Linked DNA regions of Mus musculus: all the other regions are linked to region 1. Evidence: chromatin loops called from intact Hi-C (ENCODE). Cell type or tissue: heart. All regions are shown on one strand.

Region 1 (8,000 bases):
TTCATCAGACAAGCCACTGTGCCCAGAAACCTGGAGCCTGCCATTGCAGAGGCTAAGTATGTTGCTCTGTGCTGATGTCTTCTACTATATTGGAAGGTCCTTCACTCCTGTGTTCAGCCATCTTTCTAGCTCAGACTCACTAGGGAGCAAACACTTTCATTCCTAAGTAACTTGGTGGAGGAAGTGATCTGAGAGTCTGGTCTACACACTTCTTAGATTCCACTGACTCCCAACTAATTCTGTTTCCAGCTTCTGGTTTTGCTATTGCATTCAGTGATACCTGACAGCTGGAACCGCAGTGACATGAACCTATGTTTATTTGCTGCAGCAAGAAACTAGAGATAGAGCCTCAGCTCACTGCACCTTGTTGAGCAGATTGACAGGTCTCTTAAGCACAGACTTTCTTTAAAACTTGTCACAGACCTTCCCTGGTCAGAATCTCTGGGAGAGAGTCTGGTAGTGTGCATTTGTTATGAGGCCCTGAGATGATCACATGGGAAAGTCAGCACTTTCCAGCACATGTTCTAGCCTTGTCTTTGGAGGCACAAAGGACCATAAGGGAATGGAAGGAAGGGCAGGTAAATCCTGAGGAAGAATGGCTTAATTAAGGAGCGGACCTTGAGTGGTCTGTGGGCATTTTAAGAGGACAAGTCTTGATGAGGGATGTTGGTGGTAGTTATTTCTCTGTGGAGAACAGAAAGCCAGAAGAACCAAGAGACACAATGTCTGGGAGGGACAGTTAGGAAGTGTTCTTAATGGATTTGACATTGACTTTGAAGACTACAGAGAACTTTCTTCCTCTCTTTCTTCCCTCTGCTCTCCTGATTTTTCATATACAGATTTGTTAACGCAGAGGAAGGCACATATAGGCATTTTGAATTTGGAAAGTCCAGACAACACACATCTTGAACTTCACCCAAACGTGACCTGTATTGAAAGTATTCATTTAAGCGAACAGGCTTCAGAATCGATGAAGTTTATATCCTGTGAAAATAGACTGTGTAGCATGCACCGAATACAGATAGACACCATTTCTGTTCTGTCTCCCTCACCGCCACATCTGCTTCAGGAGTGGTGTGTGCACACGGTTAGGTGTAGAACCCGAGCAAGAGAACAGTTACAGATGAAAGGAGCTGGCTGAAAAGAGAGGAGAGGCAGAGATTACAGATCTGGGACTTGCTGAACTAAGCTGGCACACAGCCAAGATTCCTCAAGCCTATGTGAAATTTTTACAGGAAAACAAGAGAGGGAGAAAGATAGGGTGAGGAATGATGCTAACCAAAAGAAAGGGAAGAATTAAAAAAATATATTTAAACCAATTAGCTAGTTTTAATGTTCACATTATGCTAATGTTTTAGGAAAGTTACTTAATTAAAATATAAACTTCGTATTTGATCTGTATGGATTATACACTGAAGAGTTGTTCGCTTACAGATAGGTAATTCTGTGGCATTTCACAAATCACAGCAGTTTCGGGTACAGATCTAAAATTTAACTTTAATGGAAGAAAACAGATCTATTAAATCATTTGTTAGTAATTGGATCACCTAGACAGGAAATTATTTTCCTCATTCTCCTGTATTGTCTCACACAAGATACAAAGAAACTTGCTCAGAATTTTTGGAAGTGGAAAAAAATGTTTGTTAAATGTGTTTCATTGCAAAGTGATACTTATAGGGGGAAACAATACAGATAGGTGTTATTTACCCCCAGTTGCATTGCATAGCATGATGCCTGACATATGGTGGGTAGCTTTTGCTTCTTGACTGAATATGGGGGAATTTCATTATAGAACTGAAAAGTTCTTAGTGCTTCAGGGTAGGTAGATTCTATTCTCATATGTAAACACACACACACACACACACACACACACACACACACACACACTGTACCATAGAAGTCTATTTTTATTGTACCCTTAAAGCTATATTCTGCAAATTTGTAATTTACTAACTCATCAGACATTATCTTATTTTTTTTTTTTCTTTTATAAAGAAAGGAAGCCTAAGGTTCTTGATAAAGGTATGCTTGGTAAAGCAATGCCAAAGTCATGGTTTTCCCAACCATTTAATACAAGCACAAAGTTTTATTTTATTTATTTCACCCATATTGATACATATAACATTTACTGCTTATTGAAAACTAACTTGCATTTGATAGGCTATTTATGCATTTAATTACAGAACTATAAAATACAAACAAAATTATCATTTTTGATTCTATTAAAAACGAAGTTTAGAGTTCCTAGATAAGGCAGTGTTAGAGAAGTCAGACACTTTTATTGTTAAATAGGCATTAAAACAGAATGTGCATATATGTCTCAGGCATTACCTAAGAAACTGCAAAGACATGAATTTCACCCTTCTTTATAGATGAGTAGATACAACCCATTATTTAGATTTTCATATTGAACAATAACTAGTCCTCAGGTAAGACTACTTGGCTCTGTTTGTCACATCTATGGTGGACTTGTTGGGGTGGCCAACAGAGTTAGCTAAGAGAAAAGGCAATCCTTATGCCTGAGGTAGTTTCAAAATTTGGAGTTCTAGAATTTCTCAGAAACTGGGTGATAAGGTGAACTTCTGCTATCTGTGAACTTAGAAAAACACCGACTCCCAGGTTTGTTAGTGGCTTCCCATAGCCTGGCTGAGGTTCATCTAAGGTTTCAAGTGCTCTAACAACGATTCACAACTCTTGTGCATTCCACGTTCTTGAAAAAGATATTCCTGGACCATAAATCTGACAAGAGAACTTTATAATTGTTTTCTGAGAAAAAGGGGGAGAGACTCTCATCCATTTTCAACTGTAAGATATCTGTGTCCTTAAAGTATGTTTTGGTTTCTTGGTCTTTGAAACTGACTTAAGTGAATAACCATTTAGAATTTTAAAAAGTATTAATTCTTCTTTGGCTCTAATCTAACTCAAAGGTTTAAGGGTGGGAGGGGAAATGGAGCTGTCAGACTTGTTGCAGGCGACGAATGTGAATGTGGCTGAGCTCACGTACAAGAGGACACTGCCTTAAAAAGCGTGCTACAGCAATCCCGAGAGTGACGCTCCATGAACACCTATCACAGAGCTCCAGATCACCTACTAAGATCTGTTCAGGTCCACCTTACTCCTGTTTTGTACCAAATTGGCAAAGGAGCGCTTCGGAAAACAGCCCTCACTGGAAGAACACATCAGTTTAGGCCCTCGCTTTCTAGACTTTCCTAGAGGTAAGTACTTTCGAGGGGACCGCTCCCAGGACTCGCGGCTCTCTTTGCAGAGCATCCTCATGTTTCCAGAGAATGTCAGCTCGTTAGCGTCTGACACTGCAGGCACAGGAGCGGGAAAGGCAGTTCTGAGCACACCGCAGAAACGCAAAGCCGATTTAAAGGAATCCACGTTACAGCACACGCAAGCAGAGCGCGGGAAGGTAGAGTTCGCTGCACAGCCAGCTCGGGGTGGGAAGGAGAGCCGGCCCTCGCCGGTCCCCCGCGGGCGCTCCACGTTTCGTCACACCTCCTTTCCGGCAGGGCCGCGGGGCTGACCCTTCCGGGCGGCCTCAGCTTATCACCCGGACAGGCTACTTCCCGGCTTTGGCCCCGCGAGTCTCCGGAGTTTCCTGTCAGGCTCCCTCGGTCTCCGCGCCCATCCCACCGCTCAGGCCGACGGCTGGGCTCGGAGAAGCGGGATCTTCTACGCGAGAGACCGCAAGAACAAGCTTCGACGGGAAACAGCACGCAGGGCGGTGGCCACGGCCCACGCCTCCTCACGCCCGCAACTCCAGCCTCCGCCCACTCGCTGAGCTCCGCCCCTCGCGGGTCCGAGCCAATGGGCCGCGCCCGCCTCCTGGGAGGTTGTAGAAGAGGGGGTTGGGGCCGGTGGCAGCGCCCGCCCCTTGCTCCTTCTCATTGGCTAAACTCTCGGGGTGCCCGGAGACCGGAGTGTAGCGGGATTGGCTGTCGAGCCTCGCAACGGTGGCGCCTATTGGCTGGAGCAGTCCCCGTGACGCCGGGTGGCGACTGGCTCCCGGGTCTGAGGGGCTTCTGCTTGTCAGGTTCTAGGTAGGTGCGTTTCACGCCGCCGTCCGTAGGCACCGTTGCCCGGGGCAACGCCCCGGGAGGTGGGAAGGAGGCCGGAAGGCGAGCGCAGCGCGGGGGTAACCGTTCCCGCCTGCAGGGGGGCGCCGGGCTTTTGGCCCAGCGGACGCGGGCTGTGCGGAGGCGCTTCCTCTGCCCTCAGCCAGCTCGGTCCCCTGCCGGGGCTGCGGGGTCACACTCGCCTCATCCTACCCGCGCGACGGAACGTTCCGGGTTGGGCTTGGGTCCGGGCTGCTCACCCGGCCCGCCAGGCCCGCCCCTCCTACCCGCCCGGGACCCGGAGGCTGAGGGGGCGGTGCCGGCCGTGGCGGGCGCTTGGCCCCGCCCCGTCGCGGGTCGCGGGTGTGCGGGGCGTGGGGCGGGGTTGGGAGCTGCTGCGGTGGGGAGCCCGCACCCTTTCCCTTCTTGCGCTCCTCCGACGCTCGCCCACGGTGCCCACACCCCTTCTGGTCTCCTCACCCGTCGCCGCCCTCTCCTGTGGCACCCAGCCCCGAGAGTTCCCGCAGCCCCTTTCATCAGGACCCTCTGACCCTGTGTCGCCTCGCTTCAGCTTCACGTCCCACTGCCCCTTTGGTTCAGGGCAGCCTTTCAGAAGTCCGGCCCAGGGAGACTTCTGGAGGCATCTGGACTTGTCAGGGGTGATTTTTTCCCTAAGGGCTTTTTAGGGGTCTGAGGTATTTGGAGGCACCTTTGTGTCTTCCTTGGACTCCTCTTAAGATCAGCCCTCCGAAAGGAGTTCATGAGATTAGTTTTGGTAAGAGCTAGGGCTCCTTTGAACAATTAAGTTTCCATGAGGTGGTCGCTTGGAACTCTGTGCATTTGTGATTTTTGTTGGGCATGCCATTGCAATTTCAGTTTGTTCGGGCAGCCTTTCATTTTCAATATCTTATGACGTAAGAGCAATGAGGCTTTTGATACTTTTACTTCGGAAGAAGCTGTATATATTCACAATGGTCTCACGGTCACCCTAACATATGCTACTCCAACATGTACAGGAGTTTTCAGGCATTTTTCAGAAAGAACCTTCTCAACCTGAAGTCACCGTATATAAACGTCTGATGTCAGAGAATCTAAAGATAAGGCCCACAGTATTTTAGTGGTTAACATCTAAAAAATACTTTGCAGTCCATCTGTGAAATAAGAACAGGTTTAAAGGAAAAGTATTGCAAAATACATGGTGTGGTTTAGGGACTATTTATATACACACCTGTGTAGGCTTTATAATGGTGTGTGGAAGAGCCAAAGGATGTAAAAAGGTTGAGTGTCCCTTTTACAGCCAAGAAAAGATTTTCTGATAGCCCTAGAGTTGAGGGCTTTCAAAGGTCCTGGGGATGTTTTCAGAGTACATAGGCATTCTGGGAATCACTTTCGGTTCTCTTCCATAAAAGACCTTTGGCAAAGATCTGTTTCTTTTCTGCATTGACAGTATTAATACACACTAGCGAAGATGATGTACTATCCAGCTTCTACTCTACTTCAGAGGTTGAAGTCATTTGTGTGGGAGAAATAATCTAGGGTTTTGTAGACAGAATTCTTGAATTTCATTCTTAGTTGCCATGTGGCTCTAACTTTTCTGTGAACACTTTTTCTGCTAGCATCAAGTAAAATTTCAGTTTACACAGAGCAAGCTGTACGTGTTACTTTTATGGCAGTAGTACCTTTGACATTGCTGTCCCATAGTAAATACTAACAGAGGAGCTGGAATGATAGTAAAAATACCGTAAGGTCCTTGTTTGTTTTGAAGTAGAAATAGTGAAACTAATTAGTAACGGGAAAAACCAATAGAAACATAGTTACAGGAAGCACTACTCTGTGTGGTTGTGTGAGCTACTGGGAAGACTGTATATTTGAATCTCAGGCCCAGATTTGTAAATTGCATTCTGGTAGCCACAGGAGAGATAATGTACAAACTTGCCATAAAAATGGAAGTTTTGTTTAAGCTTGGATTTGTGTAGATGGTAGGTGTGCACCATGTTGCACATGTTTTGGAGGGAGGGCAAAGGGATGACTAGTCATTCAATGTTCAGATAATGTATCTGAATAATCTAGGTACTTATACATACTGTTTGGAACAGTGTATTTTGTGATGGAAAAAGTTTGCAAATGTGAACTTAAAAAAAAGTCAACTAATTTAGAACCAATTCCTGGACTTTGCTTACTAGTATTTCATTAGGACTTAAAACTATCTTCATTGTTGTCTCATAGTGTTAATAAAAGAATATCTTAATGCAGACCTTCAGGTTTTTAAAAAGATTTATTTATAATTATATCTAAGTACACTGTAGCTGTCTTCTGATGCACCAGAAGAGGGCATCAGATCTCATGACAGATGGTTGTGAGTCACCATGTGGTTGCTGGGATTTGAACTCAGGACCTTCAGAAGAGCAGTCGATGCTGTTAACCACTGAGCCATCTCTCCAGCTCCGAGCTTCAGTTTCTAATAAAGGAATAAAAGTGGAAATGACATTAATTCAAATGCATAATAATTGTATTTTGTATCTTTCCTGTCTTAGGAAAGTATTGCACTTTTCTTCAACATTTGTGTCCTTTTCATTTTCAGAAAGATTTTTATATATACCTTTATCTACTAATTTCTTAAATTTTTGAGAGGTATGCATCAGAGTTTACAGATGAATAAGATAGATTTTCATTGCCTTAGGCATACTTACTGTGGTCAACCAGTTGTTTCATTAAGACATCAAAGGGAACAGGTCACAGCTTTAGGGCTTGGGTAGTGACTTGAGCTACCTTGGAAATGCTGAGCTGCTCCTTAGGGTTTCCCCCAGAGCTCCACTTTCCCTTCCTCTCCCCCCCCTCCCCCCGCCCCCTTACCTCTTTTATTCCCATTTTCATTTAGATCCCAGGTTGAGTTTTTTTCAGAATCGATTGAGAAAATACAGAGAAGAAACTTAGCAATAACTGCCATAGTTAGTGTATTGGAAAAGAACTAAAGCTTGCTGTAAGCACTCCACCACTCACCACAGCTTTACAGGGACATTCCAGTGAATCTGTATCTGCACCTAAGTTGTGGTGTAGCTCAGCTGCGGTACTCAGCCACTTCAGCATCTGGGGAAGCAGAGCAGAGGACATGTTAGAGCTGTAACAAAGAGATGAGGATAAAATAGCCACTTTGCTTATTCTGTCAGAATAAGTACACTTGTAGTTTCTCATGTATGAAGTTTACTAATGTGTGGGTCCCACATATGGGTTTTCAAGAGTTTTTGACATTGAAAACATACAGGTAAACTGAAGTTCACTTAGTATCTCTCTAAGAAAATACATTTTAACAAAAAATGTTTTCATTTTAAGGGTATTACATGTTCAGCTTTAAAAAATGTAATATCATGCATAACTTGTAATTTTTCTTAAATCTTCATCTGTACTACGACTAATATTCAGTCTATGTTATTACCATTCATTATAAGCTTGATATTATCTCTTTCCTCTGTAAGTATTAATTAAAAGCCTGGAAATTTTAATGACAGAGTTCCTTGCCAGGTTGGGAAAGTGTAGTGAAAAGAAGAACGGTTCATTTGGAAGCCATATAACTTGGGCTTCAGCTCCAGTTTCTCTTTTGTGGGATCTTGGACAAATTACTTAATATCATCAAATCATAGTTTCCTCTTCTATTAAATGAGTAAGATAAAATTACCTCATATGGTAGTTATGTAGAAGAAATGAGACAATGTAAGTAAAAATGCCTGAAGTTAGGAAGGGCTCAGCTTCTGTAGTCAGCGCTTGCATTGATTTGTATCTGTCCTGGTGTTGATAGGATTATTCTTTCTTAGTTTGTGTTCTTACTGTGAAGAAACACCATAGCCAAGGCAACTCTTACCAAAGAAAGCATTTAATTAGGCGCTGCTTGCAACTTTAGGAGACGGGGGAGAGAAAGGGGCGCAGACAGACGGACATAAAGAC
Region 2 (8,000 bases), 470 kb after region 1:
TATACATATACTAGAAGGGTGTAAGGGTGTGGGTAAGGCAAACTGCTGTGTGTCACTGGCAGACAAGGAACATGAGACAATGATTAAACATTCATTTTCTATATAAGTCAATAAATACTACATCTAGAGATTTTCCAGGTTAAAAAATGTTTCAATTCACATAAGAACTCAGAATAAATGTTCACAGCACCTTTATTAATAACAACCCCAAATCAGCAACAACCCAAATACATTGATTAAATGACTAAAACAGTAGTAAATCAACAACTATCATGAACTACTTCACAAAAAACAGAAGCTAGTTTTACACACACACACACACACACACACACAAATGGTCTTCAAAAGCATGATGCTGGGAAATAGCAGATACAAAAGAAATAATTACATTTATATGAAATAGTAGACCAAGGGAAAACAATGTATACTGTGAGAAAGGTAAGTGGTTTCCCGGGGCTCAGGGTCAAAGTCTGGTTGACCTCAAAGGAATAGAAGTTTTCAGAGAGGTGAAAATATTGTCCTATGTTATATATTATATGTACACACACACACACACACACACAATGTGTGTGCATATATATATATATAGAGAGAGAGAGACATAAAAGTATACTTTTATGAAAACACAATGAGATGTACATCTTAAGTAAGTACATTTCATTAATTCTAATTTACTCTCTAATTTAAAAAAGTTGACTTTTTGAAAAGATAATCTCTTTTAAGGAACTAGTATATAAGAACCACTAGTGACACCCAAATGGAACCATATATATAGTTGAAAAGATGTCAAAAAATAAAAAAAGAAAGAAGGAAAAGAAAAAAAACTTAACCTCCACTACTTTTTTATAAATATTAAGAATGACAGCAAGAGGAGCCAGAGAGGCAGCAGGTAGGTCAGGGTGCTTGCCACAAAGCCTGACACTATGCAATCCTGAAGCCCATGACAGAAGAACCAACTCCCATACGTTGTCCTTTCATCTCCATAAGCATGCTGTAACAACACACATGTGCACACACACGCTCAGTAAATGTTTTTAAAAATAAGAACAAAAACATTATCTGGGCAAGCTAAAAACAGAAGGGCATATTTTAACCTAATATTGACTATTAAAAAGCTTTGTGAAAAATCATATTTAATGCTAACCTCAGAAGCATTTACCTTAAAGAAAAAGTGACATATTTTAACTATTAGCCCTAGTCTTAGTAGCATTAGCCCTACTACTCAACAATATGTAGCACCTAAGGGGCAATGCAATGTCAGAATGTCATAAAAACTGGAAAGGAAACCAAAAAAATACTTTCAGATAATTGTCAAGTAAATACAAATATTAGCTCCATGAAAAACGGGGGGGGGGGGGGGTGGCAAGGATCAAAAGCTTTTTTTTATTGCCAGAGACAGGAAAACAAAGTTACCTTAAAGTTTTCATCTACTACAGCAATACAACTATAAAGGAGCTGGGAATATTGAAAAGGAATGATATATATGAGGGGTAACTAAAGCTTTAATATAAAGCAAGATGTGAATAAAATGGTGAGAACAGTTTGGGGAGGGGCTTAAGACTGTAAAACAGTTCTAAGAATTTATGTGTAATCTTATTCAAAATAGGGTTTTTAAATTTTAACTCACAAGTGGTCTGAAGACCACCTAGAAGAAACACTCAGGAAATAGTAATAATATCTTTAAAAAGAGTAATAATAAGGGTTAGATGGCTGTCAGATTTAAATACTCATACCCTTTACTTCTGCAACTGTACGTCTGGATCTGTGCTCCAGAAATGATCACACAGGTTTTTCCCCCTTATTAAAACAGTGTCTGAGTCTTGGGATAGAGGCAATATACTAGAAGGCAAAGTGGGGGCTGCTCTTTTTACATTACAGTCTTCCACACCGTGAAATGTTCTAAAATAAACGATTCAGAGCTTACAGTTCAGCATCAATCAATCAATACGTGAGTTAGTTACCTTTAGTATAAAGCATAACTTTCAACTGCAAGCACTGAAACGGCTTTCAGTAGGAATACTTAATTAAAGTCCATCAAATTAAAGAAATAGGATGTACCCTTAGATAGAAAAAGTATTAGGGAGGCCTACATAAAACGGGAGTCTATGTCCAAGATATATAATTAGAAGAAGCAAGCTTTACACAAATGTGCTCAGCATAGCCCTCACCCCCATCCCTGAAGGAGACAACTCTGCATGTGTGTGTATCTTTCAAGATGCGTTTGTGAAAGCACTTGGAAAGATGACCACCAAACCGAAATACTGGTGGGGCACTGAAGGATGAAAATAGTCACATATTAGTATTTATTTAATACTTCTCTCTTTATACTGCTGAATTTTACACGGAGGGTGCATGTCTGTAATAGAAGAATAAAATTATTTCATATAAAAAGACATGAAATCCAGAAGACAATCACAAACATGTTACGTTTATTTCTGTTATTTTTTTACGTTCCTGTATACACTCATCAAATGACCTGTTAAGTCTTCAGCAATGACTGCCATCTTAAAAGAAATAATAGCAAATATTTCGTGATAAAAATAGAGTAAGGCCTCTTTAAAAAAAAAAAAAAGAATCGTATACTTGACAGAATGAGGATCGTCAAAGCAGTTGTCTATGTAGACATACAATTTTTTTTTTTGTTTTATTTTATTCAACTTGGTCTGGGCAGCTTTCAACTCACCATTTTTAATGTGCGCAAAAAATGATAAACCTGGAGGCATCTTGGGGTGGGGGTGGAGGTGCGGGTGGGGGCGGGGAGGGGAGCCCTGAAGGTGCCTCTGACAGGCGTGCTGGGGCCTAACGCTGACCAAGAAGACGGTAGGCCACTGGCACTGCCTGACAGGGTGCCTGGGCCTCGGTGACAATCGGGGAGGACGCAAATCCGGGAGGCAGGGATGGAAGGCGTGCCGTGCCGGGCCGGGCAGGGGCCCCGCAGGCCTAGTGCGCCACGGTCCTCCGCGGCGGGCCTGAGGGTGGGCGGCACTGGCGGGCCGCGAGGGGCAAGGCGCCGGGTCCTTGACCAGGGCACCAAGGACAGCAGACAGCCGGCGGGAGCGAGCGGGCGGCGGGCGCGGCGGCTCGGGCTAGAGCGCGGCCCCGGGCGGGATGGCCGGAGGCCTCTCAGTCGCCAACCCCACCCACCATGGCCGGCCACGGCTCGGTCCGTTCCTCGGAGACCCCCGAAGCCGAGGCGCCTGGGCAGCGGCTCCCTCACCCAGATCCGCTCTGACAGAATCAGCCAGAATGGAGAGAGAAAAAAATAAAAATTGCCCTCACCGAGATGTGCAGCGGCTCCAGAGCGAGAACAGCGCTCGATCCTCCACCCGCCACCACCGCCTTCTTCTCCGCCTCCGACTCCTCCCCCGCCGAACGCGCAGCGGCTGCAGCGGCGGCGGCGGCGGCGGCGGCGGAAGCAGAGGTGGTGACGGCGGCGGCGGCGGCGGCGCGTCCCGCCCCTTGCGCTGCGAAGGAGGCGGAGGAAGGGAGCGCTTTAGCCCCGCCCCCTGAGGGCGCAGCCAATAGACTTCACGGCCCTCTGCAGGGGGAAAAGCACGCATCCAATCGCAGTCCTAGAAGTAGGCCTACGTCATGGTTGGACGTGGCAGAAAAAGGGAAAATAACTGGGGCTGTCTCTCTGCCTGGCGCCTGCAAGCTCTCTCCCAGGCCCTTCGCGGATTGGCCGAGGAGAGTGGAGACGCGCTTGGCTCCGCCCCCTCTCTGGCCCTGCGCCCGCCCCTGCAGCACTGCGACGTTTGGGCGGGGGCGGGGCGCCGAGGCCCGATCCACTGTCAGGCCTTTTGTGGTTTGGCTGGGAGAAAAGGGCGGGGTCTCCCGAAGGGAAGGGGGTGTGGAGAGCTGAGCGCAGGACTGGCGCAGTTACACTTCTCCCTCCATTCCCGCATGCCCCCCAGCAAAATGGAGGTGCAGAATTCGGTTCCCAAGGCTGTGAGAAGTTACCCAGTATTTGCAATTTGAAGTACAAGAAAAGAAAATCCGAAACCAGTTGCAATTCTGATAGCAGCGAGGGAAAGAAACGTACGAAGAGCTTGTTTGCTGTGGTTCTCTGTGGTGCGTGGTACCCGCCCACCACTGGTCAGACCCTCGCCCTGCTCTCTGATTCTGTTTGTATAAAGCAGCTATAGGTGAGATGTAGATTTGGCCTGACCAGAGTTTAGCAGCTGACAGCTAAGTTATATCGGGTGTCAGGCTCGGAGTTATCAGCTCTCGTCTCATGCAACCAAAATAAATACAACAGCTGGAGTCCCTGGACACCTTGCTTAATTTAAACCCAGTCACAGTTTAAGTTCGTTATGTCAGTGATGCACATGTCCCCTTTTCTCATCCTGAAGCCTGCCTGCTTCTCTGATTACAGCCTAGCTCTCTTCTCTTAACTCCCCGCCCCCACCCCCAGCTTCATCACCCAGAGCTCAAAAGCCCAGGATATATTTATCACGTGGCCTCCCTACCCACACAGATTAAGAGCCCCACTTCTTGTGATGTCCTTTAGCTGTAAAATCTGCCAGTGAACTGAAACTACTTTTTCTACCATCGATGTAAAGAAATGATTCGACATTTCCCATAAAAACACGAGAAATTGCTAGACATTTTGTGAAACCAAGTTTAATTCCCAGAATACCCCAGTAGCATATATTTTACCCGCCCCCCAAATTACTCTTTTACATGTCTCCAAGTCCTTGCTCTCTTGAAAGAGAATGTATATTTTAACTAATTTTCCTTTAGAGTCTTGAAGATTGGTTCAGTTGAACACACTAACAGGTTGGCAGGTGCAGGACTTCTCAAATCTCAATCATTTCCATACCATGTCTGGGTATACTAGAATGAACTACAATCCAGAAGGGAGGGCGCATCTGTGAGAGGTTTTTCTGGTTAGTATGATGTGGGTGAATCCACTTCTAGTCTGGATCTTTGAGTTGGGAAGACATACTCCTGGTTAGATCTTGAGATGGGAAGACACAGGCTTTTGATCCAGATCTTGAGGTAGATAGAAAGGCATACCTTAAATCCAGATCTTGAAACAGGAAGACACACATACCTTTAATCTTGGCCATACCTTCTACTGGGCGTATATAAGGATGGGGAAGAAGAAAGGTTTTTGCTCTTTGCCTGCTTGCTTTTGCCTTAGTAGCACATCCATTCCTTCACTGGCCTTGGAGCCTTCTTCCTCAGGATTCCAGCATCAACAGAAGACCAGCTCAGACACCCAATCTGTGGGACTGAGCAACTACTAGATTCTTGGACTTTCTGTTCACAGATAGCATAGCTATTGTTAGATTAGTTGGACTGCAGTCTATAAGTCATTTCAATAAATACCCTTTATAGATACATATACATTACACACACACACACACACATATGAAAGAAAGATTCGTTCTATAAGCTCTGTGACTCCAGAGAACCCTAACTGATCAGAACTAAACCCTGAATCATGAACTCCTCCTTAAGAGGGTACAATATCAAACATTATCAAATATTATATGCCTATATAATAAAGACACAGTACTCAAGTGACATTTTGCTGTGATGTCATGAAAGGATAGAAAAATAGACCCAAAATAGCAATCCACTTTCTCACCGTGTGAGTCATTGCCTCTGATCTTGCCATCGTGCCCCAAGTACAGTCATGCAAGGCATCGCAAGTGATTTATGTTGCAGTCTGAGAAGTTCTGGGATGGAGCCTTAGAACATGAACTCTAAGCTCAGATGGAGAGATTCTCACACGAGCTCCTGCATGTATAAATGTTGCAACCCTCTTACCTCTCTGGCCTGGATTTACTATTTTTAATATGTGAAAGTAAGAGTACCTGCTTATACATTGTTGGTACAGATTAAATAACCTACTCCATGAGACACATATCATGCCCAGAATGAAGTACTAAATCCCTATGAGTTTATATACTATATTATTGTATGTACATGAGATAATAGTACATATTAATGTAAATGCACTGTTGAGTGCATTGTTGATTGCGAAGTTGAGAAGCATTCCCTAACACAGGAGGGTTGCAGGAACCACATAGTGTAGTGTGCTCTTTATTTTTTCGTTAATGTTGATTTATTTTATGTATATGAGTACATTGTCCCTGTCTTCATACACACCAGAAGAGGGCATTAGATCCCATTACAGATGGTTGTGAGCTACCATGTGATTGCTGGGAATTGAACTCCAGTTCTCTGGAAGAACAATCAGTGTTCTTAATAGCTGAGCCATCTCTCTAGCTCTGTAGTGTGCTCTTAAAAAATGCTCATCAAAACAACAACATCTGTATTGCCTGATGTGGTGGTTTGAATAAGCTTGGCTCATGGCAAGTGGCACTATTAGGAGGGTGTGTGGCCTTGTTGGAGGAAGTATGTCACTGTGGAGATGAGCTTTGAGGCTTAAACTCCACCCAGTGCAGATGAGACTTCTCCTGTCTGCCTTTGGATCAAGACATTGACTTTGGCTCCTCCGGCACCAAGTCAACCTGTATGATTCCATGCTTCCCACCTTGATGATAATGAACTGAACCTTTAAACCTATAAGCCAGCCCCAATTAAATGTTTGCCTTTATAAGAGCTGCCTTGGTCATGGTGTCTCTTCACAGCAACAAAACCCAAACTAAGACACCTGAGAACAGTTTCAGGCCTGAATCAGAAACCCCTATGATGAGCAGCTGTATTTTAACCAATCTTCCCCGGCGATCTTGATACACATATACTTTAATAACCCTGGGCATAAGCTGAAAGAGGACCTGTGCTCTAATCATAGTCTCAGAGGGAAGCCAGCAAACATGGTGGGAGTGTGTGTAAAAGAAAATGTTCTTTTCTATGTAAGCCAGCATTTCTAAACTGCTGTTATGACCCCGTCAGGGATTGAACCACCCTTTCACAGGAACCCTCTAAGACCATTGGAAAACACACATATTATATTACAATTCATGAAAGTAGCAAAATTGCAGATAAAAAGTAGCAATGAAAATAACTATGGTTGAGGGTCACCACAACATGAGGAACTGTCTTGAAGGGTCACAGTGTTAGGAAGGCTGAGAACAGCTGCCAAAAGTCCTGGGAATCCTAGAAAACAATTTTCCCAGAGTGTTGGAAAGTACAACATCGAAAAGGGTTGTTTAGCAAGCCAATGGCCAGACCTACAGCTCAGCAAAGCTTAGAGACAAACAGACTTGCTCTCTTCCTTGAGCTGTTGTCTTCTGCTTGCTCTTTGTCTGCCTTAACTGACCAGCCAGGCAGTAACTTGAGCAGAGTTTCTACAGGGCTCTTAGGTTCTGTGTTAGTCAGTGTTCTCAAGAGTCACAGAACCTTTTGAGAGTGTTCCTAAACTTTATCTAGCATCCTTCTGTTGACTTGTTTTTTCAATCACTCTATTTTTCATCTCTATGTTTTCTTTTCACAACATTCTTGCTCTTTAGGACTATTAACACTATTTTTAAATTCTCCTAAGATTCAACTTAGAGGTTTCCTTCTCATTTGGGGGGCTTCTTCTTTCTCTAGAATGAATTTATCTCTTTCAGTTCCATTGATAGCGTCTATCTATTTTAGGATTTCTCTTTCGTCATGTACAGGATGATACATGGTTTGGGTTTGGATCTGAAAAGAATACATTTATTGCAAATGTATTCACTGTGGTTCTTTAGAATAGCTAACAATTTTACTGGTGAAACCCTAAATATTATATTGCCAAAAGTATGAACTGGGGCATTAAACTTATTTAAAGAGTTTTTTTAACCTTTCTTTGTCTGAGAGGAAAGACATTTGTAAAATATTCTTACATATAATATCACATGGCAATTTAATATCACATGGCAATATAATATCACATGGTGCTCTGCTGTTCAATCAGCCACCTCATTCGGCTGTGGAGCACTTGAGATGCTGCAGTCCTACAAAGAGACATGGAAATACAAAGTACAAAACACATTTTAAAAGATTTAATATCCCCGAACATATATACCATTAATAATTTCTGTACTAAGTATTAACGT
Region 3 (8,000 bases), 60 kb before region 1:
CTTAATGCTTACTGTTCTTCCAGAGGATGTAAGTTGGGTTCTGAGCACCCATGTCAGGCAACTCAAAACCACTTCTAGCTCCAGTTCCAGGAGATCTGAAACCTCTTCTGGCCTGTTCAGGTATTTGTATACACACACACACACACATAAAAATAGGAATAAATCAAAGAAAAACAAAAACCATACTAGTTGAATATGCTGGTGCATACCTATAATCCTAGAATTTGGGAAGCTAAGGCAGAAAAATCAAGAGATGTAGCCAGTCAACACTATCTCAAAGCAAAACAAGAAAAATGCATTGCCGTGGGACAGGCCAGACCCAGCACATAGTAGGAGCTTTAGACACCTAACCTCAAACTAAGCACATGCCACCGAGCATTGTCTCCATCGCTGGCTACCTAGATCGGAAAGTCCAAGTGAACAGCTGACGTGGTGTCATTTCCCAGGGCACACTTTGACACATCTCTTTTCAACCCTCGGAGTCCCTAAACACTCCCCGAGTCATACTTCCAGAAAGTCAAAACTGAGTTTTTACCCAGGCTAGGACCAGGACCTCTGGTGGTCTAGCCAGGGCAGGGAGAGTGTTATTTCTCCAGGGGTTCGAACACATAGCACTACAAAGACTGGGCAGAGGGAGAGAGAACCCAACCTGAAGGAATGAGGCAGAGAAGAATAATCCAGGGCTGGACTAGCAGAAACGCAGCAGCGAGCAGGGTGTCTCTAGCTAGCTGTGGCGTGCCGTTGTGAGCACACGCGGGGACAAGCGATAACCTGAGGAGATATGAATGATGTCTCCTTTTCCTCGTAAGTTCTTGAGGTGGTTAGAAAAATGTCCACATTCTGCCACACTCCTATCACTTGTCCCCCTCTCTTTAAACTCTGCGGACCATCTTAATCAATGTAAGAAAATGGATCTCATAACGTGTCACTTCTGAGGCTGGGACAGAAAAGCCCAGGTAGCCCCTCGGGATGTTGGCTCATCGCATTCTCAGATCCTTAACGTCTGTCTCTGCTGTACTGATGAGACTGTGCTAAGAAGGCACGCAGAGGAGCGGTGAAAGATTGTGGCTCAGCGGCTGGGAAACCCCAGGGCAGGCACCAGCTATACAGGAGTCCCAGAGGCTTCAACGGGACCCCAGGCCCAGCTACCTTTTCCCTGCTGATGGATGGGGACTTCAAGTGAAAATTGTGAATCTTGTCAGTTTTCATATTTCAATGAAAAATGCACAGCTAGCGTTGCCTTGAGGCAGTTTGGTGAGGTCTGTTGTGTAGGATAAACTCCACAAGGTGGTTTCCCATCCCAGAAACTCTTAAAATTCTCTTTCACACTAGGGCCATCACCCTGGGAGTCTGCAACCCAGGGGGGAAATTCCTTTTTCAGAGTCCCACCTTCCTCCCCCCTCCCCCTCCCCCTCTCCCCTCCCTCTCTCCCTTCCCCCTCCCCTATTCTCTGAGTACCGGTGGGCTTCATTCAGAGCCTAGAAGAAGCAGAGGAGCGATGTGTTCGGTAATGCTCTATGGTACAAAGGCCTTTGGTAGGACCAAAATGGGATTCCTGCTGGATTCCCCTCAGAGAGCCTGGGGCTTTATAAGAGTCTTCTGAGTGAATTCCTCAAAGGCAGAGGAGGCAGGTACCGCAATGAGCAGCATATCATGTAAGCGTGACTAATAATGATGTCAGCGCCACTAAGCCAAGATCTGTCCGAATGTACAAGCTCCTTTGGATGACATTTATGTAACATGACTGTGGTCGGCGGACAGCTCAGTGGTGTCAGGAATAAATCTGTGTGGCAAAGAAAGGGAGCACAAGCCACCAGAGTGTCTGGACAAGGCAAACTTCACTCTGGACCATAGGGTGTGCCGGGAAGAGAGAACACCCAGAGACAGGAAGTAGTAGTGACTGTGTCTTCTCCCATTGGCTGGCCTCCTAGTCTTAATTGAATTGGCTAGTCTGAGAAGAATTAGCACATGGGAAATGGAAGAGGGGACAAGGAGTCCCTGATACAAGGTGAAAGGGGTTCCTGCTCCAAGCCGTCAGATTCCATAGATCTTTGTCTACCTGGGGGTAGGGGTGGGGTCGTAAAACCTTTCCGTAATTCCGTAGAACTCCTAAAGGGTGTGGAGGGGGGCATTTGAATATCTTGTCCTAAACACAAATCTTATAGTATTTGGTAGAAAAGACTCATATTTAATATTTCTCAGGGTGGTTAGGATATGTGCCAATCATGGACAAAGCCTGGTATTCAATCCCTATAACTGGAAAAAAAAAAAAAAGACCCACTGTTGAATTTTCCATCATGTCATGATTTTTTTTTAAAAAAAATATCTAAAATCTTTTCTTACCACAGAAACTTATTACATCAATCCACTTGGTCACCCCCTCCACCCCCCTCACCCCTGCACACACACACTTGTGAATGACAGATTAGCTGTCCCAGAGGTTTTCAGAATCCTTCTAAGAGGCTTTGATATCAGTAAGGCAAATGAAGTTCTTATTGATGGGAATTTTAGACGATGTGGAAAAGGAGAAAATTTAAGAACAATGAAGTCCTTGGAAGGTAGTTATCTGGGCCTTTGGGGAGCCATTAAGATGTCCTTGCTACTGAAAATGTATCCAGTCCTCCAATTCTAAAATCTTGAGACTTTTCAAAGCTCCAAGATAGCCTGGACTTTTGAGAGCTCCAAGGTGACTGTTGGAGTATTTGTTCTCTCTGGTGGCGACATTAAACTCAGGAGATCCGTGACTCACGGTGTTCAATCATACATAGATAGATGTATTAAGCAAATCATTTCTGTGTGTGCCAGTGACAATATCTCCAGCTGTTTCCATTTTATTTCCAAATAGCACTTTGTTTTAATCAAATAAGATGAGCTGTCTGCATCTATAGACCTTGAAGTTGATTGCTTGGAGACATTTAGTCCTAATTGTTGCTCCCTCTTTCTCCCTTGCTCTCTCTCACTAAAATAAACCATTCGTCTTTGTTCATGAAATAAACTCAAAGTGACCAACGTCTCTTCTCTGCACCTTCCCTCCTTTAGCCACCTGCTACAGTTGACCTATCTTCAGCCAAGATTCAATCTGAGGAGAAAGGTATTTAAAGAACGTGCCAGCCAATCAGAACCAACCGTATAAAAGAGACTTGCCCAGAATGTTGTTGGCCTGCTCAAAAGTATGCACTCTTTCAGCATCTGGGGAAAATGAAACCCCCCTCTAGGTGGTCCACAGCACAGGCGTGGAGTTCTGTCTGCTAAGGAGTTCTCTTCAAGGGGGATGTGTGTTCTGGCAAGCAGACAAGACATACAAGAACGAAAGGAACAGACAAGCAAACTCATCCTCAGAGGCCCTAACTTGTTTCCTCAAAGAAGAGGTAGAAATAGATCAAATCAATGTATTTCCAAATGCCTGAATAAAATAAAATAGAGCTCTTTAAAAATCTGCAACCTAAGGTAGCAGATGGCTAATGAAGAAGGTCAGGCAGACAGCTTCCTTAATTTATCATGAGTTGTCATGGGCCTTTATTAGACTGTGATGGATAACTTTCTTCTTAGCAATATTTTAGGGACCACTTTTTCTATACTATGTAAAAGTTTTGTGGTTTTTTGTTTTTTTGTTTTTTGTTTTTTGTTTTCAAAAAAATGAGCCTAATTAATTTTTCTGGTATAACTAAGAGAGAAAATGAGCCTCCGACAGGCAGGTTTATCACCAAAACGAGATTACTTGCTTTACTCATACCTGGGGGGATCTCTGCGTGTGTGACAGGTTGTCAATGACTTTGAGCTCCAAAGTAGCAAACTTCAGGACAAAGTTGAAGCCGAGCTCAAATGGCTTTGCAGTATCCGCTGCAGAGGCTAGAGGGCGCAGTTGCGTTAACTGATCTGAAGCAAGGAGAACCCAAACCCCAAAATGATTGTTTCTTACTGTGACCTACAGATTTTCAAACTCAGATCACCAATGCAAGCTTGTTCCTCACTCAAAATCATTCCCAGTCTGCTGCAAGGAACAGGAGAATATATCGCGAAACTTCTACAGTCATCGTGGATGGTTTCCACGGTGGCCCTGTGCCCATGAGAAGAAGCAGAACGCACTCAAAATGTCCCGTCTTTCAAAGACTCTCCTGGTTTTTCGTATTACCAAATGTCTACTCAGTTCTCACAAGAGCTTTCATTTTTTTGTTTTTTTCTATTCAATAATAATTAAAAAAAACCTTCCAAACAATGTATGTACATACACAGTGTACTTGGGAAGGATGTAATATAATTTTCAATATCCTAAGGAAAGTATGTATGTGCCTCAATTTTTCTTATTTTTTTTATTTTTTTTTTATATTTTTTATTTTTTTGGTTTTTCGAGACAGGGTTTCTCTGTATAGCCACGGCTGTCCTGGAACTCACTTTGTAGACCAGGCTGGCCTAGAACTCAGAAATCTGCCTGCCTCTGTCTCCCGAGTGCTGGGATTAAAGGCGTGCACCACCACCGCCCGGCTCCTCAATTTTATTTTATCTTTTATTTATTGCAAAGAGATTGGCTAGCCAACAGCTTCACTAGCCCTTAAAGCCATTCATGCATCTTCTTGTTGATTCCCACAAAGAGATTCCTACATTTTCTCTGCTTTGTTTCCTGTGATTCTTCGGTCTCTCGGACTCTGCAGAGCACGGAATGCCAAGGCCTGGACCACCCCTCTCCATCCCTTTCTGGTCCTGTTCATGCCACAACTCTGCCCAACACCTACAAACTCCTGCTTGAGTTAATCAGTTCTTGGCCCCTCAAAGTGCATAGTCCTCCAACTGATCTTTTTCTGAGTGAAAGGTAACTCTCCCTCCATCTCTCCTGAGGGACAGGTAAGTGATCTCTCCATCTTTCTGTATGCCCAAAGACCCTGCCCGCGTAAGGCGTCTGTAGACAAATGAATGAAAACATTGTCCCCAGCACTACTAAAGTACAAAATTCTACTCCGGGAAGTAAAATAGCTATGGCCTGTAACGAATTTTCTAGGTAACTGTACTGGCTGGTTTTGTGTGTCAACTTGACACAGGCTGGAATTATCACAGAGAAAGGAGCCTCCCTTGAGGAAATTCCTCCATGAGATCCAGCTGTGGGGCATTTTCTCAATTAGTGATCAAGTGGGGAGGTCCCCTTGTGGGTGGGACCACCCCTGGGCTGGTAGTCTTGGTTCTATAAGCAAGCAAGCTGAGCAAGCCAGGGGAAGCAAGCCAGTAAAGAACATCCCTCCATGGCCTCTGCATCAGCTCCTGCTTCCTGACCTGCTTGAGTTCCAGTCCTGACTTCTTTTGATAATGAACAGCAGTGTGGAAGTGTAAGCTGAATAAACCCCTTCCTCCCCAACTTGCTTCTTGGTCATGATATTTGTTCAAGAATGGAACCCCTGACTAAGATAGTAACAGAATAAGTATCTAAGTCCCTAAGCTATATAGTGTTAGGCTTTTTTTGAAGCAAATATTTCCACTTATCTCTAATATAGGTCAAGCCCTTCTGTGGTCCCCAGGACTTGGGCCTTTATAGATGTCACTACTACCCTGCCCCACCTTCCTGCTACTCCTATGCGTATTAATTTTTAAATGGAAATAAACTTTACAGAAATAATTAAGACTGCTTACTAATCAACTAGCCTAAAATAGGAAGAGGTAACGTGTTACCCAGATAGGCCTTTGACCCATGGAACTGGATGGTGCTAATTATTGGCAACAGCACTGGTAAACAACATATTCACCATTCTCATTGTACAAAATATAAGCCCTTTGAGATTTGGACTATTTTCTCTTGCTTCTTCTCCCTCTTCTTCCTCTTCTTCCTCCTCCTTCTCTTCTTCTTCCTCTCCTTCTTTTTCCTCTTCTGCTGCTTCTTCTGCTTCTTCTGTTATTTAAAACTGAAAGAGAAACTTTCCAGCTCCTAAATTTATAAATAATAATTGTGCTGATTTAGTCCCAACACTCGGGAGGCAGAGGCAGACAGATCTCTATGAATTCAAGACCAGCTTGTTCTACCTAGAAAGTTCCAGGTCATCCGGGGTCCATACTGAAACCCCTCTTAAAACTAGAGATTTATCATGTCTTATAAAATGGAACGTTCTCTTTTTTCTTATGGACGGCATGATGTCTGATGATGTTTGATGATTGGCCTTTCAGTAGAAGAACATAACTCTCCAAAGAGTGCCTGAATGGCAGTTTGGTTTCCGTGACAAAATACTGACTGAAAGCAACCTGGGGAGGAAAGGATTTATTTTGCTTACAGGTGACAGTTTATCATCAAGGGAAGCCAAGGCAGGACCCTGAGGCAGTGACCATGGAGGCGTGCTGCTTACAGACTTGCTCAACTGCTTTTCTTACATAGCCCAGGCCTGCCTGCCCAAGGATGCCACTGCTTCTATTATGCTGGGCTAAATCAATTACCAGTTAGGAAAATGCCTACAGACATGTGCCCACAGGAGGCGATTTATCAACCGAGCTTCCTTCTTCTCCGGCAACTCTGAGTGGACAGAGACTAAGAAGCAGACGGATCTACAAACTCAAGCCTCATAACGATGTCAGTGTTACAGCAGGAGAAAAAGCACACGGCCAGTTTGCGCTAAAACCCAGCAACCATCTGTAGTGATACGAGGTGCAAGAAACATTACGTTAAAAAGGGGAAATGCTTTTTAGAGAGACCTGACAGGGATGCAGAATCCAGGAGCCACCTACAGAGCACAGAAGCTTCTGTCTGTAAAGGTTAAAATTCAGGCCACAGACCGAGCTGTGAGGTAAATAAAAGATGTTTAATTTTATATGGAAACTTCTTTAATTTTGGAGCCCTATGGAGGATGTATTACACTAGACTATTTCAACTGGCAAAGACATTTTAGTCAAGACACTTCAGTCGCCTTCTCATCACTGTGAGAAAATACCAAAGAAGACAATGTAGACTAGGAAAGAAAAATCACAGCTCACTGTTTTGTCATGGTCCCCTTGACCTGGTGCTTCCATGACAAATAATGAGGGAGAATCTGAAACCCGGAGAGCATGTGGTGCCAACCAAACAGCACACAAGGAAAGATGGAAGCAGGGACAGAGGATGTCCTCTAAGGTCAGTCTCCGGTGACTGCTTCCTCCAGCTAGGCCTGGTCTTCTAATAGTTCATGCTGTGGCAAAGTTAAAATCAATGGACCCCATGTTATCCAGTTGCCTCTCAAGGCCCTATCCTGAACACTGCTATATTGAGGACCAAAAGACAGAGCATGAGTCTTTGGGAGGACATTTCCCACCCAAACCATAACACGACGGCCATACAGAAGACACAGCACAACAGTGAGATGCAGGGATTGAGCCCAGCACCAAGGAAACAAAAACAGAGGGATTGGTAGAAACCACAGGAAACGCTGGCAGATGGCAGTAGGGCATTGTCACTGATCAGGTCAGCCCCCACGTCCCACAGACACTAAGATGGGGATCCTTGTTTTCCTTCAACATTTCACCTCAAAAGGATAAGAGAGGCAACCCTGAGTTGTGGAAGGTTTATTCTTGAAAGAGCCATTGCAAAATTAGAATTAGAAATTTTGGAATGTAGATGCTTTACAGAGCAGGGAGAAGCTAGGTGAGGAGGCACGGGTTTGAAGTTTGTCAAGCTGAGACTTGCCAAAATCAGTCCAAATTGGTGTGAGCTTCAGAAAACTGAAATGTAGGGATTTTGGGTTTTGTTTGTTTATTTGTTTGTTCTGGAGTTTTCTTCCTAACTCTAGGACCCACTCCAGTCCGTGCCTACCTCTGCACATCAGGCAGCCATCTTTTCAGGTCCCCAGAGGATGTCCCCTCGCAGCAGCAGAGTAGTCCTCGGTGCCCTCGAGGCGGTCCACATAGCTCTCAGCTACTTCAATGCCGAATTTCAGACACGATGATTTGTAGGCAGCCTATGAACCAGTCTGCCTAAATATTTTAGATAGTTTTCTTTCTGGCACATTCTTCATCTGATCAAACCAACATGTGGTCTACATGAAAGGGAAGGGAAGGAA
Region 4 (8,000 bases), 61 kb after region 1:
ATCTGGATTTTGCTTTTCCAGTGTGTTGGGGTATCCAGGACTTGCTATGGTGGGAGAATTGGGTTCGGATGATTCCAAGTAACCTTGGTTTCTGTTGCTTATGTTCTTATGCTTGCCTCCCACCATCTCGCTATCTCTAGTGCTACCTGCCCTGGCTATGTCTGACTGGAGCCTGTCCTTCCTGTGATTCTGGTTCTCTGAGTCAAGCTGTCTCTATGATCTTGTGATTCTGGGATCCTGTGATCCCGAGTTTCTGGGTGTGTCAGAGCTCCTGGGAATCAAGCTGCCTTTGGGACCTTGAGATCCTGGTGTGACCAAACTCCTGGGATCCTGTGATTCTCTGATCCTAGGCATGTTAGAATGCCTGGGAGTGGAGCTACCTCTGGGTGTTGTGGGGCTGGCTGCAGAGTTTGCGCCCAAGGGTCTGCTCAGGGTGCTGGCCCAGCCTTTGTTACTCTTTAATGTACATGTGCATCTTTTAGATTTGTTCTCTCAAAGCCTCCTAAGATTACTCTTGTCTTTATTGACATCTTGGACACTAGTTTAAACGTTAGCATTTGCATGCTTTTCCTGCTTCCACAGTCTCGTGTGAGCAGCTGTTCCAGTTTGCTGTAAGCTCTTGGAGCTGAGAAGGATTTTATGTGTGCACTTATGTGTTCTGACGTTGATTTACCTAGCACTGGCTGCACAGGAACCTCGGTGCTGAGCACTGACCGTTAGTACTTGGCATAGCACTCTATACACAGTACACAGTCAGCCGACTTGATTCTCCATTGAGTGTGGGAAATAACATAACAACACAGTGGGGATTGCATATAGTGAGGATAAAACTTAGCTGTCTGCTATCTTCCATGTTTTCCTCAGGGAAGGAAACAGAAAAGGCCAAGGAGCGCTATGACAAAGCTACAATGAAGCTTCATATGCTGCATAATCAGTATGTGTTGGCACTGAAGGGGGCACAGCTCCATCAGAGCCAGTACTATGATACCACACTTCCTCTGCTGCTGGACTCCGTGCAAAAGATGCAAGAAGAAATGATAAAAGCACTGTAAGATACATTTCCTGTTTATCATAAGATCCCCTCAGAGCACGACTCAGCATTTCTGCCGCAGTTCCATTTGTGTCAGAAGCTTCCTTATGGCTGAGACCACTGGGCACCTCAGAGCCATTTCCTTTTCTTGTTCCTTCAGTTGTGCTCTGCCCCTAGCATGCTGAGGATAGACCTCTGTGTTTGTTACTGACTCTGCTGCTCTAGTCAGCTCCGTGTTTAAGTCAGGACTTGCCTCCCGAGGGCTGGGCATTTAAACTCCATTTCAGAAGCTTCAAGGAGAGAACTGTTTGGAAGCTTATTTATAGCTTCCCTTTCTTTTCCTCTATGAGATTAAAATCCACTCATGTTTATTGAAGGTCTGGTGTATTTATAAGAGCACACTGCTTTGTGCTTGGGAATGTAAGTATAAGTGGAGTTTCTTACCTTTAACTAGTTAACAGTGCATTGCAGTTAATAAGCACATATATTCTGTCCTGTATTTAGGAGAGCAGGCAATGATGAGCCACATTTGATGGACTTCACTTTCTTTATCTTCTGGCTTTGCATTGTGCAAATATTTAAATCCATTTTACTTTCACTGAAAATGTGTGTGGGTATTTTTTTTTTCCTGATTAATTTGAAATGTGTTTGTTCCTAACACTATTTTTCTGTTAAAACAAAGAAGTTAGTTGGGTGTGTCCAAGCACTTGGAGACATGTGTGAGCACAGGGTTTTTGTGAATTTGAAGCACCTTGGTCTACATAGCAAGTTTCAGGCCAGCCAGAGCTACATAATAAGACCCCATCTCAAAAACCAGCCAACCGACCAAGCAAGCAAACAAAAAACTTATAGTAATTGAAGTAATATTCAAGGGAGTCTTGTAAGTAATGATTTCGATTCATAAATAGTTATTTTAGAAATAGAAACAGAAACAGGCAAACCCTGCTTTACATTTATATAGGTATATGCAGAATAGGCTTATTTGCCCATACTTGCTTTGAAGCCAGTAATAATCAATATTTATAAACCACAATCCTTAAAAGCAGGGGATCTCGTCAGTGTAACATTCTTTTCAGTTAGACCAAGCAAAAAACCTTGATGATTTTGCTGCATTCTGGAGTTCAGGAGAAGAAACAGATGCCACTGAAGTTGAAGCTTAACTAAATAATACCCATATCCCCAGGGCTAAGGTGCATTTGAGGAGTGCAGCATCTGCGGAGTATCACACACTAGAAAAGAAACACTCACACACAGAATCCCTGTGTTGAAAAACAAAACAAAACAGAACAAACAAACAAAAGGCTCAAAAGTGTTTCCATAAAAGTAGTGAGTAATAGAGTATTATTAATGCTGCCCAGCCCTCCCTTTTGGCCACAAAGTACATTTAAATAGGTAATGGTGAATTAAATTACTGCATAATTGCATAGCCCCTTCATGCCCTTTTGTAGGAAATGAGGCAGTGCATGAAACCACCACTCTTAAAGGCTGATACTACATTGTCTGTGTTTATTATTCTAAATGCTTTCTGAGTCTGTGTCTCCTAATAAGACACTAAAATGTAAAATTTTATTTTTGCTTTTCAGAAAAGGTATATTTGATGACTATAGCCAGATAACCAGCCTTGTTACAGAGGAAATAGTGAATGTCCATAAAGAGATTCAAATGTCTGTTGAACAGATAGACCCTAGCACCGAATATAATAATTTCATAGATGTTCACAGGTATGATAGCTTCCTACCTTTTAAGCTATTTATGAATATATTGTTTTTCATAATAGAAATTTAATAAACATAAAATGTTTTTATTAGAGCTAAGTTTATTTTGTGAGTTTATTTTTGTTTATTTATTAAAGACTGTCTTAAACTTGATAACTAATTTATAAAACTATATTTAAGATTTATTTCAATTGACATGCCATTGTTTAAATCCATATTTAACCTATGAAATTGTATTTTCTTAACATTTACATAATGAATGATACTATGAGCTTACATGTGTATTAATTTTTCTAAGTCACCAGTTACTGTCACTTGCTTGCATCTTGTTTTGTATTTTAAAAAATTGTGATGGGGATGACTAAGGTGTATGCATATTCTACAGATGAAGAAACCAAGGTGCAGGCTGCGTGACTAGATCTAGGGTTTTCTCTAAATTATTCTGCTACGTAAACTTTGTTAGCATAATTTTGACTAGTAGTAAATATTTTGCCTTTGGTATGCACTGCGATAGATTATGCTAGTATACTATTATTGATTAGAATTATTTGGCATACTTTACTAGAACAACAGCTGCTAAAGAACAAGAAATCGAATTTGATACTTCCCTATTAGAAGAAAATGAAAATCTTCAGGCAAATGAGATCATGTGGAATAATTTAACAGCAGACAGTTTGCAAGTCATGTAAGTACTTAGACAGTCAGAACTGTGCACAGTGAGTGCTGTTATTGCCCTACAGTTGCGGTATTTCATCAGCATTAAATTCCTCAAAGTTTGTAAGTAATAGAAAGTAAGTTTTGTCAGATTGATGTATTTCCTGTGTGTATGTTGTGTGTCTTGTATGCATGTTTGTATGTGCTGTGTGCTGTCTATGTGTGGTGTGGGGTCCATTCCTACGCAGAGGCCAGAGCAGGCCCTTGCGTGTGCTCCTTAAGTGTTCTCATCCTTACTGTCCTCAGGTAGAGCCTCTCACTGAGCTGGGCGCTTACTGATGAGGCCAGGAGTGCTGGCTGTCAGTGTTGGGAATTCACCTATCTCTACTCTCAGTGCTGGGAACATAGGGTGTGCTGTCCTGTGGGCTTTTCCATGAGGGTGCTTGTGATGGAACTCAGGCCTCACGTGCCCCACACAACAAGTGCTCTTGCCTTTACCCATTGAGCCAGCTCAGCCCCAGATGACACATTTTTAGAAATATATTATGTTTCCTTACCATTATCACTAATTTAAAAAAATGAATTTTTCTATAATGTTTCATTAATTTTTCCACTAGTTTCTATTATATGAGAATAATATTTATCCTTTTAAATTTTTATATATACTTTTAATTTTGTTTTATTTTCAGTACTTAGTGGCAGAGTCATTTTGGAAATGTAGATACTAAACTTGAGAGGTAGGAGTCATTGCTATCATGGCCTTAGCTTACAGTCTTACTCTTGATTGAATTCTCTTTTCTTGAAGCAAGGCTATATTCTATTATAAATGATTCAGTCAGCTTCATTGCCTTATTGTTTTTGTGTATAAACTTGGTGGGGTTTTGAGAGATCTTGACTTTTTTTTTTTAGTCCTCTTCAAACTCTAAAGGCAATTAAAAGTACTTTTTGATTTGTGAAAACATGAGTTTAAGTTATCTCATGATTTTGTTCAGGGATTAGAAACATTTGTAAATAAACATTTTATGTGTTTATCGTCGTGTTGGAGTTGAAGGTAGAAAAAGTATTCATTTGTCAGTATTGTGTATGGTATATTAATTTACTTGTTCAAATTTTTCCTTTAATGACTCATACAAAAGTTCTTATAAATATAATTAATCTATTATTCAGAAATACTACAGGTACAGGTAGTCTATTAGGGGAGGATTATAGGATTAGTTCTTAGAAAGGGATTGAAATATTTAAAGGGGGCATAGGATTAAAGGAACTAACACATGCTCTTCCAAACACCCATTTGTGATGAAGCCTTGTGAATCACAGAGGACTGATTACTGTTGAGGGAGTTGAAGGCCTGGGTTCCTCTGCATCAGTGATTAGGGAGTTGAAGGTGTGGGGTCCTCTACATCAGTGATGAGAGAGTTGAAGGCATGGGGTCTCTTATGTTAGAGAAGCTTTTCTAGCAGCAGCTTTGCTGTTCCACAGGATGTTCTATTTGAGACTCTGGCTTGATTTGGCCATAATATTTTCAGTCTTAGCCAGCTATAAACTAGTAGTTCTTATCTGGGCTGATTTTGTCCTCCAGGGACATTTGACAGCTGGGAACCTTAGGCAGGGATAGAGCTAAGCATCTGTTACGTCAAGGACAGCCTCTTAGAAGAAAGAATGTCTGGCAGCAATTTCAATAGTGTTGAAATGTGCTTGAGGGAGAGTGCTTATTGCTGATATGATTGGTAGAAGTTACTGGGGCATGGCACCCCGCTTAATTCACATGCTGCATGTTAACAAAGCATTCATGACTCCCGAGGTTTTGTTACCACTACCTTTTCCCAAGTACCTTATTTATTCATCACAGTCTTATTTATTTATTTATTTATTTATTTATTTATTTATTTATTTTATCAGATATTTTCTTTATATACATTTCAAATGCTATTCTGAAAGTTCCCTATACCCTCCCTCTTCCCTGCTCCCCTACCCACCCACTCCCGCTTCTTAGCCCTCGCATTCCCCTGTACTGGGGCATATAAAGTTTGCAATACCAAGGGGCCTCTCTTCCCTGTGATGGCCAACTAGGCCATCTTCTGCTAAAAATGCAGCTAGAGATATGAGCTCATATTGTTGTTCCACCTATAGGGTTGCCGACCCCTTCAGCTCCTTGGGTGCTTTCTCTAGCTCCTCCATTAGGGGCCCTGTGTTCCATCTTATAGATGACTGTGAGCATCCACTTCTGTATTTGCCAGGCACTGGCATACCCTCATACGAGACAGCTATAACAGGGTCCCTTCAGCAAAATCTTTCTGGCATATGCGATAGTGTCTGGGTTTGGTGGCTCATTATGGGATGGATCCCCAGGTGGGGTAGTCTCTAGATAGTCCATCCTTTCGTCTTAGCTCCAAACTTTGTACCGCCTTTCATGGGTATTTTGTTCCCTATTCTAAGGAGGAATAAAGTATCCACCCATTGGCCTTCCCTCTTCTTGATTTTCTTGTGTTTTGCAAATTGTATCTTGGATGTTCTATGTTTCTGGGCTAATATCCACTTATCAGTGAGTGCATATCTAAAGACTTCTTTTGTGATTGGGTTACCTCACTAAGGATGATATCCTCAAGATACATCCTGATATATTTAAGGTTATATGATTAATATTCTCAAGTCAGCAGTAAAATTGATCATTTTAATGAATAGCAAAGAAAATGAAAATATAAATGCTGGACTATAGTGTTGGTAATATTAACAATAACTACCTGTTAAGTGCTTGTGAGCAGAGATTTTGTTGACGAATACGTTGTTTTATTGATTTTCAGAGTATAATTAGAATCATTATCTCAACAAATCACTGTTATTTGATGATAAAGCAGTTACCCTCCCCATACCCAATGAATTAAAGATAATAAATCTGTGATATGTAGTAAATTTAATTCCTTTATTTACATTTTACTGAACATTATTTATTCAGGAAATGAGTTGAAGATAGACACACTCGTGTTTGTATATTTATGTGTATGGGTTGTACAGTGCTAAGGGTCAAATTGAGGGCTCATTTATGGTAGGCAAGAATTTTTCCACTCTTCCAGTTTGCTTTCTGTAGCTGTAACAAATACTCCAACTGACAGCAACTTTGAGTAAGGAGGGTTTGTTTAGTTTAATAAGTGCAGGTTTTGATCCATCAACTAGGGAAGTCGAGGCAGGAGCTGGAAGGCAGTCCGGCTCACTCTCTCACGTGGCATTACCTCTTATCAGAGAGGGAAGGAAGACACAGTTGTTTGTACAAAATTAGATTAGAAGTGATTTCCAAACAATGAGAACATTCATATACCCATCCACAAGTAATTTTGGATGTCAGCAGGATGGTAAGACATTTATTTCTTTTGGTGATATTTTCTAATCTTTAGTGAAGTGTCCTTAGTATGTCAGCACCTATCAATGTACCATATTAAAATTATACAAGATTTTATAAAATGCTAAATCCTGTGATCTAAAGTAAGACCTAAACCCAAGACTTTGTGTTTTCCAATAATTTTCAAGGAGAAATTAGAATCTGTTTAACTTTTATAATGGAACAGAAATGTATTCTTTCCAATGGGTGATAGTAATTCTCTGTGTAGAAAGGTAATTGTTTTGGATCTTGTAGATTCCAAGTTAGCAATCTAGTTATAGAATCTCAGAATCAAATCCATTTTGCTACCTGTCTTTTACAGCCCATGAACTAAGAATGACATTAATATTTTAAAATGTTGAAAATATCAAAAGCACCATCTTTTGCAGCACATAAATATCACATGAGATTTGTCATCTTTGGGTGATTTCAGAGCAGCAGTCAGATAGTTGTGCTGTGACAGCCAGCATAGGTGGCCTCTGCTGCTTGTCACTACACAATCACAGTGCCATTTTGACTGCTGTACACACTACCGCACTACAGCATTTCATTTTTGTTATCAATTCATGCCCATTGTGTCAAAATAACAAGAGAAAATGGATTTCAGATGGCTGAGTTAGGAACTGTGGACTATTTCGTTAATGACTTAGATGGCAGAATATTATGTTAGGCCTCTAGTTGGAAGCAACTAAAATGCCAGGCTGTGTTCAAGAAATACTTTTGAAATGCTAACCTGAAACTTTAGGGGACTGTAAAAGAATTTGAAGGCAGATGTTAGGAGGACAGTTTGAGGAAACCAGCTGTTTAAAACAAATAGTTATATTTGTTGGGTTGGAAGTAGATAAGGTTGAGTTTCATTGAATGTGTTCATTAGAAGCTTATAACTGCTTGGTTAACTAGGAACCATCTTGTGACAGCAGTGGACATGACAAAGTAGACAGAGAAAAGCCCAAGAGGCCTGCACCCTACGGAAGACCTATAGGCAACTGAGGGAAGCTAGGAGCAGGAGGGGCAGGTAGGGGTATTCCTCCCCAGGGAAGAGACCTATAGGCAGACGGAAGACCTATAGGCAACTGAGGGAAGCTAGGAGCAGGAGGGGCAGGTAGGGGGTATTCCTCCCCAGGGAAGAGACCTATAGGCAGACGGAAGACCTATAGGCAACTGAGGGAAGCTAGGAGCAGGAGGGGCAGGTAGGGGGTATTCCTCCCCAGGGAAGAGACCTATAGGC

Evidence for each region. Peaks named below come from ENCODE experiments on the same cell type or tissue, not always from the same donor. Only the 100,000 strongest peaks of a DNase experiment are listed, where the experiment ranks them.
Region 2: it touches region 1 in a loop (3-fold over the local background); 5 of 42 quality-filtered maps call a loop at or near these places.
Region 3: a loop joins it to region 1, with 6 times the contacts of the local background. A loop is called at or near these places in 3 of 42 quality-filtered maps.
Region 4: it touches region 1 in a loop (1.9-fold over the local background); 3 of 42 quality-filtered maps call a loop at or near these places.

Annotation. Positions count from the first base shown.
Region 1 is chr17:63,860,010-63,868,009 of GRCm38, forward strand. It overlaps Fer (fer (fms/fps related) protein kinase), which reads left to right and starts at 3,972. Exons shown (of 19, transcript NM_001037997.3): 1 at 3,972-4,046. In heart, CTCF peaks have their summits at 4,155, 6,381 (motif pointing right) and 6,583; a DNase peak (open chromatin) is centred at 3,882; H3K4me3 peaks cover 2,527 bases; H3K27ac peaks cover 2,032 bases.
Region 2 is chr17:64,328,517-64,336,516 of GRCm38, forward strand. It overlaps Pja2 (praja ring finger ubiquitin ligase 2), which reads right to left and starts at 3,367. Exons shown (of 10, transcript NM_001025309.1): 1 at 3,280-3,367. In heart, no CTCF peak of the experiment used is centred here; a DNase peak (open chromatin) is centred at 3,755; H3K4me3 peaks cover 2,638 bases; H3K27ac peaks cover 2,070 bases.
Region 3 is chr17:63,799,939-63,807,938 of GRCm38, forward strand. No RefSeq gene overlaps it. Among named protein-coding and RNA genes, the nearest start is that of Fer, 60 kb to the right of the region's middle. In heart, a CTCF peak has its summit at 3,849; no DNase peak of the experiment used is centred here.
Region 4 is chr17:63,920,749-63,928,748 of GRCm38, forward strand. Fer (fer (fms/fps related) protein kinase) reads left to right here. Exons shown (of 19, transcript NM_001037997.3): 5 at 865-1,048; 6 at 2,614-2,751; 7 at 3,311-3,430. Among named protein-coding and RNA genes, the nearest start is that of Gm52300, 45 kb to the right of the region's middle. In heart, no CTCF peak of the experiment used is centred here; DNase peaks (open chromatin) are centred at 1,073 and 4,993.